Linked DNA regions of Homo sapiens: region 1 is linked to region 2. A link is an interaction called in ENCODE POLR2A ChIA-PET data of the cell type or tissue named here. Cell type or tissue: MCF 10A. All regions are shown on one strand. Links, peaks and the distances in the headings refer to the core of each region. The heading gives the core; the rest is flanking DNA.

Region 1 (2,939 bases), core at 255-2,754, 64 kb after region 2:
TTACAGAGGCTTACAAAAATTGTGCTTTCAATATAATGTTAACTTTAAAGTAAAAAGTTGTATTTAAAGACAGAGGAAAATCAAGCCACTTGCCATTACTTCTGCCATATGCTTCAAGCTATTTCCCATAATAGAAGTGAAAGCTTACTCATTGATATATTTTCTCCCCAATAGATTCTCTGGCTTTTTTATTTTAATTGTTTATCCCAAAGAAATGAAAGTATTTCTCTGGAATGCCCTCAAATGTTTCCATTATAGTATGAGAAAATTAGGATAAGTTAAAAGTGCTTACTGAAAAATATTTCACGAGGCTAATTTTGTTCATTACAGATCCAATCTTGCAGTCCTGATCCATAGAATGGTGTGCTTGTGTGATTGATTTTAAGTCAGTATAAATTAGTAACTTTTGTATCATTCAGGTGATCTTAACAAAACTGGCAGAATATAGAATTGAGAATGTGAAAGAAGCTATTTATAAATGAATATTTAGGTTAAAAACGTCCATTTAGTAAACAATTTTTTTACCCTGAAATGAAAAAAAAAATAATAGAAGATTTTTGAAATGGTATGGCCAAAATCACTTTTCTGCTTTATGTGAAAATAAAAGCTAAAAATAGATTGAAGCATAATATATTGTTATAGTTTTTTTTTCTCCAGAATGATAGGATTCATCTGTAAATCTCATTATTTAAAATATGCCTTCCCTGTAGTTAGTTATTAGGTATGGAGAGAAACGAATTGGATTGTTCAAGTCAGTCAATATGTTTGAAGCTATTTTGAGGATGCTTACTCTTTGAGGTGACTATATAATTCAATTTGTTGTTTACTGGTCAGAATTTCTTCCTTTGAACAGTAAGAAGAAATCCAATACAACATTTAGAAGTGTAATTTTAGGTACAATATGATGACCACAGATTACAATGTAAATCAGTGTCTCACAGAGAAAGCTGTACTGAAAGACAAAACAAGAGATGACATGACAATGGAATGATTATCAACTTTTTAGACATCGATATGTGCTGAATTTAATGAAAGCAAAAGAAGTGTTGGAAAAAAGACCCTAAGTTATTTTGTTATTTTTAATGTTCTTTCTAATGATATCTTTGGGGGAAAGTATCTGCTAGCTAAAATTACTTCAATAAAAAAAATCCAAGAATGCTAAAACATTTTCCCTTATGAACACTCTAATTGGCAGTATCTTAACTGTTAGTAAAAAATGCTTTTATTTTTTAAAATTTTTGGCTGTGAAACAAACTTTCCATTTGCTGAGTTTTTAAAATAAATATCAATATTTACATTCATGTGACTAATTTTTGGAAAAACACATCCCTATAGTGTATACATCCAAATGCTGTTTGCCCTTCAGAGTTAAATGCCTTGAAAGATGGCACCATAAGCCAGGGAATCTGCCACTGATCACAGTGTTTTTAGGAGTTGCCATTAAGTCGAACCATTTATTTTTTTAACCCCACTCTTCAAAGATGCTCAAACAAGACAACTTTCCATCCTTTGAGAATGATTCAAGTTTCAAAAATAGCTTTAGAAACTCTTAATGTTGCAAAATATGGTACATATAGTAGTTGATCAGTTTGGTTGATCAGCTTGGTTCACAAGAATTGGAATTTTAAGACTTAGGTGGATTTTAATCTGGGGTCAATGAAAGACCTCTGAAGGTCATGTGGCTGAACACAAGCAGATTAGCTGGATATTTGTCCTGAGCACCTAAGACAATACTAGAAAAGTAATAAAATGGGAAAACATATATATATATATATAACACATATTATATATAATATATAACACATATTATATATAATATATAACACATATTATGTTCAATACAGAACAAATATATATATGTTTTTTGTTTTTTGTTTTTGTTTTTTGCCAGAACTTACCTAAATGAGAAAATAGTATGTAGTTTGGATATCTGGGTAGGGGTGAAACCTATTGCTAAAGATATGTTAGGGTAAGAACAGAAATAGATAAACTCATTTCCAAGGAGGACTTTTGTCTAACCAAGGCATGGTACTGTCTTCTCTGCTTCCTTCCACTTACCTTTTACTAAATAAAACTAGAAACAGTTCATGAATACTGTTTTGCATGGGCCCCAAATTATTATACTTTACATGGTACCCATGTGCATTGATCAACAGGGATAATATAGAAATGTTTTCAAAAATGAAAATATTATTAGAATAAGCATACAGTCTCTCAAAAATAACTTTAAATGCAATAGATTACATTCAGACACATGGGGCACCAATATGAAAATTATCTACTTCTACACTGCTTTTTATGAAGTCAGGTAAATGGAGGATACTGGGGAAATAAACTGTGTTGAGTTGAATATCTAGATATTGATGTGCGCTAGGGAATCAAGGAAGAGGCAACAAGCACTTAGTGAGTTCCTCCTGTCTCCAGGAAATATATTAGGTGCTCACAGTCTATAGATGACTAAAAAACAGCCTCTGACCCAAAGGATTTCACTGGCTAGTGAGAGAGATAGGCCAAGAAAGAGAAACTTTGATTAAATTACTGGTGTGTCTATATTTCATTTTTAGAAAACTTTTCACAGTGAAAAATATGTAGCATTGAAACTAGAATTCTATATCATCTTGGTGTACTTGCCCTTAACCTACTACACTATCCTATTTTCTCCTTATATTAAAGGTCAACTGGAAATATCAGATAGCCTGTAAGTCTCGAGGTACAAATATGGAACTTAATTTATATTGTTTTCTTGTACAATTTTGAAACAAATTCTTGGTTAATAAATAGAAAATAAAAAACTGTTAATAGAAGCTAATACATTATATACATAGAATAATATAAAGGACATGGAAAATAAGCTAGAATTGTGTCACTATCTGATAGCTTGTCTCAAATTGTTCAATGTTCTGAGTCTCTGTGCCAATTTGAGTATGTAGCTCAATACT
Region 2 (2,939 bases), core at 166-2,665:
AACATATTGCCAGATTTGAGAGGTAGATATAGAACAACTCTGTATACATTCTACCCCTTAACTACCAAGTTTTGATGTGTAATTTAAATTAATCTTCATTAGAATAGAATGACTGCTATACTTACCAGTTTTTACATACCACGTATCTGATACATGAGTTTTAAAATTTTGGAATTTGCTCTTAATACTTCTTCATTCTTGCGTACTAAAAAGCAATTAATCTGAAAGGAATTTCAAAGCATATATGTATAAACAGCACTACGTATATGTCAACAAATTAATAAGATTCATTTTGCCAATGTATTTTGTGACTGTTTTAAAACAAATGAAAAAATGTTTTGTTCTTTTTCTGCTTTCATGTTACTATTGTTAAGAAAAGTATGTAGCTAAAGAATTGACACATTTTGTACTTAGAGAAAACAAGCTACACAAGTTAGATGACAGTCTATAGGGTAAGACTCCACTATGAACTAATAAATAACTTCGTTAAGAAATTCTTGGCCTAACTCTGTAATTTTGACATAAACAGTTCTTCCAACATATAGTGGAAGATTGATGATTAATTATATAATTTCCTTATCAAAGATTAAAATGGGCAAATAGTTGTGTTTAAATTTTACCTACTTTCAAAAAACAATACATGACATTGCCCATTGGGTACAGGTTACTGAAAAGGCATCTTTCAAAGACAAGAAGATAATGGACTTGATTGAAATAGTTGAACTACGTAACGCCAATTCAAGAACAAATGGTTTTTCAGAGCATAACGGAGAAAGAACAATTTACTATAGTACAGTTTATTCTTCTTACACAATGGCAATGATTTATTTGAAATGGCAGAACAAACATAGTAGATATACAAAAACAACCAGTGGGCATTTTATGTCAAAGATATGTCAAGAGGCTTTTGTTTCATATATTAGAATATTTTAATCCAAGTATTTATCTGAAGACTTAGCTTAAATCTACATCGTTGTTTAGCATGTGCTGATATTATGATCATGTATGTCTCTTACATGCATGTAGCATATTTAGTATATATATATATGTATATATATATATAATGTATTTGAATATAGTCTTCTGACCCCAAATAATTGTTGTCACTTTATAATAAGAGTTCTTGAAGACTACTAATGTACTTCAATACAATAAAATTCAGATTGCGATATCAACTAGCTATGTCTATACTACCAGAAGGGCATTATCAGATATTGGATGAATTAATGTATTGATGTTATAATTACCACAAATACCTCATGTCAAAGAAGAATATCAAAAGATATGACTCTAATTTGACAAACAGTATAAAATGTGATTTTTAAAACCATCTCTGTTTCTTACTACCATGAAAATGATTTGCAAAAGAAGACTCAACACTTAAAATTTCTCTTCATGAAAAGAGAATTTTTTTTAACTTAGCCTTTAGGCATAGGGCCTGAAATTATTGTGAGTAGATACCTGAGCACTGTGCAGAGAATGCACAGGAACCTCAAGTTGCGATGAGAAAACAAGGGAAACTGGTTTGGCTGCTTTATGTTTCAAATTTTATTCTTGCAATCCTACATGACGACAATACTCAAAATTAATTTGAGTGAAAACTATCAAAGTTATTTTCACAATTTTCAAAAGATCCACTGTCTTGTTGACACTCTATGAAGGAAAAGTGTTCTAAAAATGATTGAATGTTCTACTGAGTGAAACTCAGTCAAGCTCAGTGAGGCGCTGGGGTCAAATGGGCTCATGAATCACAGATAGGAAATGAACTGTGTATTGCATATTTGAAAGTTTAAAAAGAAACATTTGGGATATTTTACCGTAAACAGATTTTGGTTTGATTTCTGGCACATCTTTTTAAACATCAAGACTGCAGTTCAGCTGAAATAACTTTTTATATGTATAGCTAAGACCAGATGGCCACGTGCTCCTTTCTTATTTAGATGAGACTTTTCCTTTCAATAACATCTTTCTTCCTGACCTGCTTAAAAATTCCAGCGAATGAAATCAGCACAGGATTTTCAATTCTAATTGACCATGTGCAGAGGAAGGGCCAGTAGAGAAATCAGTAGAGGCATTGTGAGGCTCACTGCCTCAGTTTTGTCTTTGTGTTTTACCATTACAAGCCAATCTAGACTAATCAAAAGCATTTAATTTTTATTAATATTAATATAGCTGCAAGATTTGTCTTCAATGAAAATTATTTGAGTTGGCTTTTTCTATCATTTTATCACAAGTAATTCTTTTAAGTTATTATTCGCTTACACAGTTTCAACTGTCTAGTAAGCACTTTATTGGTTAAAAAATAAAATATTGGTTGAATTAAGATGAAAGAATGGTTGTACTAAATTAATTTTTCTTGTTATTTAAAAAAACATTATTTTTGGAAGATACATATGCTTTTTAAATTTACCATGAAAATATTCACTATATAATATTCTTGGTTCATTATCTGTATAGTCATTTTATAAAGAAAATATTTTTATGTAAATTTTATTTGAACTTGGACCAGTAAAAAAAATCAAGAATAGAACGTGAGCTCCATATTCAGTATAGCTCAGCGAATTACGTATGTATTAAAAGTGGGCATCTAAGTTCCCAGAATTTTTTTCTTTTTGAAAAATTCTTGACTCAAATAATTATCTTAATTAATTACTGCAAAGAGTCAAAGATTTTTTTAAAAGACATTTATTATTCGAATGGTGAAAATATTAGATGAAAACAAGTTATCCAGACATATTGACATTTGTTTGCCTAATAAAGATAGAAAAAACCATAAACCAAAGGTGTATACTTTAAAAATATATAATAGAGTTAAGAAAAACTCCAAATTAATTATCAGGGTTTTTGAAGTGGTCTCAGGGCAACACTCTATCTGATTGGGTGTTCTTTGCTCATTCTTCATCAGGTACTTTATATCTCAAGCAAATCTATTAGTTGTC

Evidence for each region. Peaks named below come from ENCODE experiments on the same cell type or tissue, not always from the same donor. Only the 100,000 strongest peaks of a DNase experiment are listed, where the experiment ranks them.
Region 1: POLR2A ChIA-PET joins it to region 2 with 5 read pairs; 4 of 35 experiments call an interaction of 5 or more read pairs at or near these places.

Annotation. Positions count from the first base shown.
Region 1 is chr1:198,867,630-198,870,568 of GRCh38, reverse strand. All of the region lies in intron 2 of MIR181A1HG (MIR181A1 host gene), which reads left to right. Among named protein-coding and RNA genes, the nearest start is that of MIR181A1, 9.9 kb to the right of the region's middle. In MCF 10A, for the core only: no CTCF peak of the experiment used is centred there; no DNase peak of the experiment used is centred there.
Region 2 is chr1:198,931,496-198,934,434 of GRCh38, reverse strand. The region is part of intron 1 of MIR181A1HG (MIR181A1 host gene); the gene reads left to right. Among named protein-coding and RNA genes, the nearest start is that of MIR181A1HG, 4.5 kb to the left of the region's middle. In MCF 10A, for the core only: no CTCF peak of the experiment used is centred there; DNase peaks (open chromatin) are centred at 1,724 and 1,974.